3 separate regions of the Homo sapiens genome follow, and regions 1 and 2 are each linked to region 3. Evidence: chromatin contacts called from ENCODE Hi-C or POLR2A ChIA-PET data. All regions are on one chromosome and are shown on one strand. The core of a region is the stretch at or near the end of the contact, and the rest is flanking DNA. Distances in the headings are between cores, read along the strand shown.

Region 1 (3,545 bases), core at 909-3,408, 390 kb after region 3:
CAGCACAGACAGAGAGGTCAGATTGGATTTCCTGATTATTTGGCTTATGGTCAGATAGATTGAGATGCAAAAACCTCAAAATAGGCTTTATGGCCACTTCATCTCCATTTGTACCCCTGCCTTTGGGCTTTATAGCATTCTGTTTATTCTGTGTATTTCTGACACTTAACACACTGCCTGGCAAGTAACTACTCAGTAAATGTTTACTGAATGAATGGACAAACTACTAACTTGTTTCAACAGTGGGGAAGAGGCCAATTATCAGAGCTTGAGTAAACAATCTACACATGAGCATCTGGTTTTGAGCTGACAGACAACTAGCCTTTGATACCATCCTCTGGTCCTTGAGTTTTTGGATAAATACTTCATTTTCCTGAGCTGAGTTCTTTTCATTTGAAACGAGTTCATCTTATTCCAAACGTTTAGGGGGTAATCTCAAATGTACTTCATCTCCAATGAACTGATCCAGTTTTAACTTCAGAAAGTCAAGCTTCACATCTCCCAAATTTATTTGATTTTTGAATTTTGAAAAGATTAGAGACTGAAGCCTGCATAAAATAACAAAAGTAATTCAAAAAAGTGTTATATATACCATAGTTGAACAATTAAATTACAAGTTCAAGTCTAATCCAACTTTTTAACTTATAACATTATATTAGGTGTATATTCTGTGAATAACTTTATATCCCTCTTCATAATTATAATTGATGCTTTTATAAATTTTATAATTGATGCTTTTATAACTTTTATAATTGAATATTATTTCAATAAATAAGTCCATAATAATATAATAAAATAAGTAGCAAATCAATTTCTAAGTCTGAGAGGCTTTACAAATCACTAATTAGAAAATATATGATCAAGTGAAAAATTTTTTGTTCAGTATGGAAAGAGTGATTAAAACCTGGTCTTCATTCTCTCCAAAGTACGGTTTTAATAGTTTCTGTTGATCCTTAACACATCTGAAACCTAAAAGCAATTTAGACAAAGTTGGATTTTCCAACTCTTCATTTTATATGTGGTATTCACAGATCCTCAGTGCCAAATGATTATCTGTAGATGAATTAAAGACACCCCGTAAGTGGAATTGTGTGTATGTGTATGTATGTGTGTGTGATGCAAAGCGTCACAGGACCCTCATAAGGTGGACTTTGGGAAAGGTACTATTAAACCTCTAAGAGTTCTGCCTTCAAGTTCTATTATTCTCTGCCATGACTTTTGGGAAAGTGATCATGTTCCCGGTGTTCTGAAAGTTTAAAGAGACGTATGCAAAGAGATGAGGTTTTAGCAATCGCTCCAGAAATTATCCCATCACATAGTGTAGGCTCATTGCCTAAGAACAGAATATAACCGAGAATAATACAGAAATATCAATATCCAAGGACAAGTACCGAAAAACAAATCTTGTTTTGACAGAGGTCTGTTAAAGTGTATGTTCGTACACCAATTATGCGGAAATTTTGAGAAGTTTCTTTTCTGTCCATCCTAGTAATGTTTGAGTGACTTGGTTGTGACTTAGAGGCCTCCTTTTCAAGACTGTATCTCTCACTGATGTACACCACAGTTTCTGATAGGTTTTCCTTGGCTGGAGATTATCCTTACATCTTTCCAAAATTCTCTCAAATATGAGAGGCCTGGTTTCTCAGGAGGGAGTATTGAAGAAGGGCATACATAAATGACAAAGAGTTAATTCAGCTTGCTTCTCAGAGTTAGAGTCATTGAACGTAAACACACACAGACATACATGTACACATTCATATAAAAAGCATCTCTTTTTTTTAAAGTGCTGTCTAAAAAGCAAAATAGAACAAAAATCCAAGAACTCAAAAATTCTACACAACCAGAGAAGCACTGGGAGAGAAACAGTACTGTACGTTCAGCAAACTGTTTTATTTTCCTCTTGCACGTAGTTAGCTATATTTTTCCAACCTCCCTTAAAGTTAGGCATGGGCATGTGACTTGGTTCTAACTAGTGCAATACAGGCAGGGTGCTTCATGCTGCTTCCAGATGTGGCCCTAAAATTACCATCTGACCCTTCACTTGCCCTCGTTTCCTCCCTTTCTCCTCCCTTCTCCTCTCCTCTCTTTATCATAGGCTGAATAGAGAGGACCCAGAAGAAATCTTTGAGGCCCTAGAGGACTGCTAAGCCACTAGATGGAAGGATTCTAGACCTCTTAGTCACCCTGAGTAGGAAAGTCACACAAGAGAGCTGCCAGAAGGGAAATATCTGTGTAAGATTTTGTGTGAGAAGGCTGATTATAGCATTTGTTTTGAAATTACGGCATTTGTTTTTTCCTGTGGTTATCTTTTAATCTAAAACAGGAAGCATTGAGGGTATGTTCTGATCACTTAGAAGAAGATAAGGTATAACATCCAGATTTGATCTCTCTAAGAATGTGCTACCTTTGCTATTCTAGGGAATATTCCTTGATATAAACATTAAGACCTATTAGGTATATACATTTCAGCAAAAGATGATTGTAATTACAAACTGACATTGATGGTAAATTACTCTATACCCTTAATAAGGTCACGGGTTGTGAGTCTGAAACCGTCTCTCTGGTGGTTTGGGACATAGCCACCATGGTATGTAAATCTGATGCTAAAAATTGGAGCAGCTAGCCATGTGAAGAATTTGGATACTGTACATAAACCACAATGAATCTTATTGTGGAATAGTAAAGATTTATCACTGTATAAATTTCTGTGCACTGATTTGGTCTGTTTGTTTTTCTTTTGTTAGAAAAATCAAGAGACCATGAAATTGTTTGAGAAATAATTCTAAGTCTACGTGAGCACTGAGGCTTCAGGAACTGAACCATGCTCTTCTGTGCCCATCCCTTAGCTCATTATTCTCAGAGGGATGTGGATTTCACTTTCAACCACTTTAGCTTAGATAGTGATAACAATTACCTACCATTTATTCAGTACTCACTACGTACTATACTAAAAACTATATACATCTCATTTACTCATACAGCGATATAGCACATTAAATATTTTTATTCCTGTTCCACATATGAGGAAACTGAGGCTTAGAAAGTTTAAGCAACTTGGTTCAAGTCAAACATCTGTAATGTGGCAAAACCACATTTCTAAAAGTCATGTTCCTAATCAGTGCTCAATGCATCCGTTACTGACCTTTGTATTCTTTATCTGTAATTGTATTAGATACCTCCCTTTTATGTATAATGTCCAATTTTATAAAATATATTTTTATTTACTCTTGAGTGAGATCAAACCCCAGGGGATAGCATATTTGTTCAGGGCCATTTTGTTTTAATGATTTTACACCATAAAATTTGTTTAGATTCTTAGTCACTGGACTTTGTGGAAAGAATGTCATAATTTCTGTGCTGAATTTAATTTTAAAAAGCCCTGGAAATGCTACTTCCATGATCCCTTCCCTTTTAAAGAGAGAGAATTTGCCAATCATCTTTCTCACTCAGTCCCAACATTGGAATGGTGTCATTAGGAAAGGAAATTTTCAGCTTTCACATCAGTAAACACAGTGGAGATGCAAGAAATCCATAGTTCTTACTCG
Region 2 (3,323 bases), core at 206-2,705, 430 kb after region 3:
ACATAACTTTAGAAGTATCAAAAAGACATAAATCCCAAACCAGTGATAATAACTATGAACATTTTTGGGGTTTTAAATTTTTTTCTAGAAAAGATTTAATAAAACATTTGTGATCATGTCATACTAAATGTTATAATATACTTCTTTCATTCTATAGCAAACATTTTATTTACTAATCTTCAAAACTTAAATTTCCTCATTATGTATTATATTTTATTGTGTACATATACCATGGTTTATTTAGCTAGTCTACTCACATGTTTTTAAGAAAAAAATATTTAAATATTTTCTTGTGCTATATGCTTAGAAGTGTAATTATTGGGTAAAATTGTATAAACATGAGTCTAACCAAACTTCTTTTCATGAATCTTGTTTTTTTAATGTTTGTTATCAGTTTACATTCCCACCAACTGTGCAAAAGTGTGGCCTGAAATCAATTTGATTATAGACTTGAAATCAATTGGATGATACAGTCTCCTCTTTGAAACATGCAAGTACTTTTAGGTGACTGAAGGCCTGTCTAGATGTCTGCCACCAAATTGCAATAGTGTCTCTCGATATACCTTTGATTGTGGTCTATGGAAGGGATAGTAGTTTTGGCTGGAGGTGAGTAAGACATCTTGAAGAATGGAGTATCCAGGAGTGGGGTGAGCAGACCTAGCTGGGATGGAAATAATATGAGTGAAGAGGTGGTAAAAGAGGGCTAGACAAAGTCTATTTCGAGACTTTCACCTAAGGTTAATCTTGAACATGGGAATGGACATAATATTTTCCCCTTTTCCTTCTTAACCCTTGCTTTTAGTATCCCAAATGCTTTTATCCCTTTGGCTTCTACTATTAAAATAATCATTTAAACATAATTTGTGTCAAATAGGCTTTGGGTATGAGTTCTGTAAATATTAATTAAACAAGTAAGAAAATATATTTCACATAGCAAAAATCCTCTAATTTTTGGAAAGTGGATTTGTAGCTACCTATGTGGCTTATAGGGTAGCTCAATATTCACTCCGTTTAGACTGAATTCCGGTGTCCCCATAAGAGCAGACTGTTTCTCTGTTCTGTTCTTTGTACAGTATAGCCAATGGGAAGGCAGCACTTTGTTAAAGAGTGCCAAGTCGGGGACTTTACCTTAAACACAAGTATGCATTTCAAACCCTGAACAAACAGCCTTCTTAATAAAATAAGGGAAAGAGTTTTCTTTCTTCTATTCTCTAGAAATTCACAAATATCACTTGACAGGTGACAGTTCTTCCCTTACAAAAGGGGCTGTTTGCCTTTTGCTTTGGTGTTTGGGTAAACTGCAGTATGCACTGGCAGAGAATTTATTGCCTAGGGGAAGGTGTTTGCAGTTGCTGTGTTTAATCTGAAAAGAAACCCTTTTCCTTCTGTCTCCTCCCTCTCTTTTTAAGGAGGGAGAGTTGGAAATGATAGCCCCAGGGAAATAGTTCCCTTAACACCTGTCTTTGGTGTAACCTCAGCAATGTTACTTAAGACACTGTGCTCAGACTGTATGCATTAGGAATGACAAAGTTGAAGAGGGCAGATAAACAGAAAGGGATTTCAGCAGAAACACAGGAGCTGATTCTGACCTTGCATCCTCTTAAAAACTGATCAGGTGGAAATCCTATCATGCTGGCTAAAAAGAATCTGATTTGTTTGAAGTAATACTCATGCTATTAGTCATCTGTCCTTTCCTTTGGCAAAATATGCATACATACATATATATATAGTTTCAATCTGTAAAACGTGAAAAATTCTACAATGTTATATTTAGGAACTTTAGACCTGCTAATTCTAGTCCAACCTTTAGTAGATGAGAAAACTATTAAGATCCAAGTTCATCAGTGGTGACTTCTCCAACATTTCTGATAAGCATTTTTAAGAAAACCAGGGCTACACCCAACTTTCTGGATTTCTGGACCCATTTTTCCAGCTATTATCAGAGGTGGTGTGAAGAGGTCAGGCTCCAGAGATAGATGGCTGCCTGTGTTTGAATCTAGCTCAGTTATTCAGTATTTGGGTGACCTTGGGTGAATTACAGAATGTTTCTAAGCCTCAGTTTTCTCATCTGCAAAACAAGGATCAGGATTGATATTGGTGACATCCTATAGGAGAGCTGTTCTGATAACTGAGATAAGGCATGTTAGCATAACACACTGCCTGTGGCCAGTCCTCAGTGGAAATGGTTGTTGCTGTTAGTCTTTAGACTGTGTTAAATTTGGAAACAGTGAATTATTAATCCTAAATAGAGCAATTACTGATGCAGGACAAGAAAAAAATCTACACAGATTTGTATTTTTGTTTTTCCAAAAAATATGATATTATTTGAAGATACACTAGTGTTATTGTAGGTAGCTAGTCAGACATGAGCAGGACAGGAGAGGGCTCCACCCCCTACCCCCAACCCTCACCAGCAATCTCAGATGACCATAAGGTGATGGTCAGGCAGTTGTTACACTATTTCACTCAAATAATATTAATAATTGTTCGTGGTTGCAGCCAGCACCAGGGAAAGGCAGTCTCCCGATAGATAGAAAAAAAACCTTAAACTAGTGATCAGCAGCTTCCCAAAAAGACCTCAGGAGTTGGGTGAATGGGCTCAAGCATGTGTACTAAGGGGCAAAATGGCAGAGTTTAACTAGTATATGACCTTCTAGGAACATTCAGACTAGTAAAGTGAGAACACCTCAAGCAGGGGTCCTCAATCTTTTTGGCACCAGGAACCAGTTTTGTAGAAGACAATTTTTCACAGAGAGTGGGTGGAGGTATGGTTTGGGAATGAAACTGTTCTACCTCAGATCATCAGGTATTAGTTAGATTCTCATAAGGAGCACACAACTTAGATCCCTCACGTGAGCAGTTCACAACAGGGTTCGTGCTCCTATGAGGATCTAATGCCCCCGCTGATCTGACAGGAGGTGGGGTTCCAGTGGTAATGCTCACTGGCCTGCCTACCTCTCACCTCCTGCTGTGTGGTCCAGTTCCTAACAGGTCACATATTGGTACCAGTCCATGGAATGGGGCCGGGGGCCCCTGGTCTCAAGTGAGCATGCATACAACTCGAGTAAACACATTGCACATGCAGCCCCTCCTTAGTGCACATGTCGACAGCCCACCCCAAGGAATAATCAGGGGAGAAGGGATGCAAGACTCCAGAAGTACACCAACATATAAAACCCTAAGTCAAAGGTCAAACCAGGCACTTGATCTTTCAAGTCACCTGCTTGGCTTCTTCCAAGTGTACTTTACTTCCTTTCATTCTTGCTCTAAAGCTTTTTAATAAACTTTCACTCCTGCTCTAGAACTTGTCTTGGTCTCTCCCT
Region 3 (3,480 bases), core at 492-2,991:
CCATCACTTGGTATGTTCAAGGAAAGACTAGATAAAGTCGATATTGTGAGAGGAATTGCTGTATGATACCGTTTGGAGAAATGATTGACATAATCTTTTAAGGCCGGTGACCCTATCATTTTCCAAATAATTGTTGCTAGTACTTAGTTAATTAGACCCATTTTTTTCTTAGGAAAGAGTTGGATCAATCATGGGAGACCCTGAAAAATTTCCTTACCTTTCCTAAGGTTTAATTTCCTCTTCTGCGAAATGGAGACAATTATATTACTTTTGCTTATTTCATAAAGATCTTGTGAGGATTCAATGAAATGAGGTTAAATTCTTTTATTAAACAGAAAGTTTTGAGTATTTGCCTAGAGAGTGATGTGACTTTTGCAGCAGAAGGTGGGAAAACATCCAAGGGAACTACATTTCCTCCAGAAATTGTTTCTTCATTACCATCGACCTACTGATTATGGTTTTCTCATTTTACACTTGGTGTTCTTACTTGGGATCTTTGTCCTTAAGCTCAACAGGGAGCCACAACCCAGGGGACCTATGTGTACACTTGGAGTTTTTATCAGACTATCATTTGAACTTACCACTACAGTTTAGCAAATGGCATGATGAGTTTGATTGATAATAGGAGTAGACGCAAGATACATTAAGTAGAGTACAAAGCATTTCATAACCAAAATGTCATGGTTGGAGGTCTTCATTATTCGGTCTTTATCTCATTCAGGAATTTCCACTTGAAAAATCTCTGATAAGCTTTATTTCAGAAACTGCTTGAACAGCTCCACTGACAAATGCCTCACTATCTTCTGATACATCGTAGGCAGTTCTGAGGGTGAGAAAGTTCAAAGCAGATAGATGTTTTAACACAACAGGAGGACTTTTAAACAATCACCAGGACTCACTCCTCGGTGGTCAATTGGGCCTGTTTGGAGGCCTGACCTTTGGTCATCTTAAGGTCATCTAAGGCAGAAAAGAGAAGCTCACTTATAAGTTGGCACTTCTGAATCATTTGCCTTGAGGTCCATTTTTTATTCAGCCTTTGTTTAAACCTTCTTAGGAAGCCAGTTTGTAGAGTTCTGGGGATAAGAAGGCAGAAAAACCATGTCAATTCAGTGCTTTTATTTCACAGAAAATGAAGCAAAGGCCTAGAAACTAGAAAGACATTTCTCAAAAAGAAGATGGTGAACTTTTGGAAATACTGAGATTAGACTACATTTTCCAATTTCTATCCCTAGCCCACTGCTCTTTCCAATATAATATCTGTATTCCATGGGAAAGACATGCCATCTGAATTGATGTATCGTAGTTGTTGAGATAATTTTGAAATGAGAAAACAATAGGGCACAGTCGTTTGGGAAGAATTTCCAGAAATTGCCATCATTTTCTTAAAGGCTAAGGACACTTATAGAGCTCTCCGATTTCCTATCTGATAAAAAAAGCCCAAACAAAGCTGCGGAAGCTGGCAGAGCCAGCAGATATTTTGTAAGGCAGCTTCACCTCTGCTGGCATTTTGTGGGGCAGGAGAGGGGGAGGGCAAAGGTATTAAATTTAGGCTTAAAAGCTCCTCAGAAATTCTTTACACACAAGAGACCAAGTTGGAGAAAAGAAGATGACTTGTGCCAAGGGGAAGAAAGAGAGAGACTAATGCCTGTGGTTTTCAAAGGTTAACAACAACATAAAAAAGCCAAGGTATTTGCACAGGGATGAATGCTCATTGGCTCTTGGCCAACAATTATACAAGGGCTTGTGCCCACATCCTGTAGCTGTGGTTTAGGGACGCTGCTCATGAGTGACTTCTTATGCTTAGTGGCAGGAAACTTTAGTCACTGATGTGTAAACTCACCTTTGGTCTGCACCTCCCACAACGTGCTCCGAAAGCAGTTAGGGGACTAGGCCTCTTGATTTCCTTGTAGATACCAGTTCCCCAGAAGCTAAGGAAAAACTCTGAGGCCTTGGAGTTACTGAGAGTGGACCAATACTTGTCTTATTCTACCTGATTTTGGCAACTGCTTAGGGTTCTTCTGTATCCACAAAAAGGAATTATGATATCCTCTGCTAAACCCTCTCTTTAGCCTCAAAGCCCAAGACCAAAAAAAATGAGCCATATTTCATTGCAGGCCTGCTGCCAATGTGAAATATAAGGAATAAAGTCATGAGACTGCTTCTCAACCTAGACCTTGTATCTCGTGTGCTATTTTATATTCGATTTTAAAAAGCTCTTAGTAAATATCTCAGTCCCCTTTTCAGTGAAGCCAAATGGAATTTGCAAGCCCAGTTTAATTAACTCCTACGTTTTTAAGGTAGATATGACAGATCATGATATATTGTGGATGCGTTGAGATCAAGTGTTCTGAACCACCAACTTGTCTGTCGTGTCCTGCCCATAATGCTTACCCCATGCATCTCAGAAATTCCTTTTCCTTTTTTAATATTGTCTGAGCACTCTTCACGGAATCTGAGATTAGAAAGGATCTTAAAGGTCATGTAGTTTAGCCTCCTTTGGTTGAGGTTGCAGGAATGCCCTCAACCAGAGCATGCACAGCAGATGGAAAATCAGCTTCTGTGTGAACATTCCAAGAGCCCAGAACTCCTTGCTTTCTAAAGCAGTTAATTCCACTACTGAGCAACAGCAACAAGTAGAAGGTTTTTCTGGACATTGCACCCAAACCTCTCTCCTTGGAAATGTATAGATTTGATGCTAGATATTCCTTTGAAGGTATCCCAAATAAATTAATTTCCTAGTTCACATATTCACACTTTCTATAAAGGCAGGTGCTCTCCTAAAAGGTAGTGACAGTAGTTTTATTTTTGTATTTAGAGACAAAACTCCAGTGAGCACAATCATTTTTAAATATGATGCATTATCCAGAGTCCTTATCGAGCTTGTCTCTTCTTTGTAGACTATTCTGTTTGGTAAACACTTCTTTTAAAATATTATATTCAACACTTGTCTTGGCAGTTCATATATAGATTAATCAGTGCAAATTAGAATGGAGTTGTTCTTTATTTGCCACTATACTGTTATTAATAAAATCCAGGTTTCTTCTATCACACTGTTTGTTCACATGAAATGTATGAATAACTTCATACTATAATATAATATATAACTCCTTTCCTGATTGGGTAAATTCATTGAAAGCACAAATGAGACCACTTTAGCATAGATTACTTTTACTGAAATTGTGTTAGTTCTGAGTAATTACTGTTTTCTTTTCTAACTTTTAAATTTATTTTCTAAATTATTTGTTTAACACTTTACCATATAATTTTGCCTAAGTCACTGTTAAATTTACTCTTCTCTAGCATCTGGCAACCACCAGTGTTTTTAAATGAGTTTTTTTCTGTCTTCAGTCTAGAGGACAAGGTGGGCATAATTATCGTGATGGACAGCAGAGCCAAAGCAGTAAACAGATGGTTTGATCCACGGAGTTCTTTGGAATTAGTTAGTTGATCATGGCGTCCCTAGAACAAAAATAGATGGAC

What was found. A loop is a pair of places that touch in the nucleus more often than their neighbours do. ChIA-PET counts read pairs that join two places held with the same protein, here RNA polymerase II (POLR2A). Pooled maps may share reads with other maps.
Region 1: a map of PC-3 shows a loop between it and region 3 (9-fold over the local background). The contact joins two enhancer-like sites. A Hi-C loop is called at or near these places in 1 of 168 maps with a recorded cell type or tissue (PC-3) and 7 of 50 pooled maps. POLR2A ChIA-PET finds 5 or more read pairs at or near these places in 1 of 52 experiments (naive thymus-derived CD4-positive, alpha-beta T cell).
Region 2: a loop to region 3 is called in a map of PC-3, with 12 times the contacts of the local background. The contact joins two enhancer-like sites. A Hi-C loop is called at or near these places in 2 of 168 maps with a recorded cell type or tissue (PC-3 and PC-9) and 2 of 50 pooled maps.

What each region holds. Positions count from the first base shown.
Region 1 is chr3:189,713,058-189,716,602 of GRCh38, forward strand. All of the region lies in intron 1 of TP63 (tumor protein p63), which reads left to right. Among named protein-coding and RNA genes, the nearest start is that of TP63, 83 kb to the left of the region's middle. Within about 2 kb of position 2,159, at least 2 of the 41 ENCODE cell types and tissues checked have a DNase peak (open chromatin) inside an H3K27ac peak, as active enhancers do.
Region 2 is chr3:189,755,341-189,758,663 of GRCh38, forward strand. All of the region lies in intron 3 of TP63 (tumor protein p63), which reads left to right. Among named protein-coding and RNA genes, the nearest start is that of MIR944, 73 kb to the right of the region's middle. Within about 2 kb of position 1,456, at least 2 of the 41 ENCODE cell types and tissues checked have a DNase peak (open chromatin) inside an H3K27ac peak, as active enhancers do.
Region 3 is chr3:189,323,135-189,326,614 of GRCh38, forward strand. TPRG1 (tumor protein p63 regulated 1) reads left to right here. Exons shown (of 6, transcript NM_198485.4): 6 at 1-2,170. Among named protein-coding and RNA genes, the nearest start is that of TPRG1-AS2, 84 kb to the left of the region's middle. RefSeq lists an enhancer at 932-2,131. Within about 2 kb of position 1,742, at least 6 of the 41 ENCODE cell types and tissues checked have a DNase peak (open chromatin) inside an H3K27ac peak, as active enhancers do.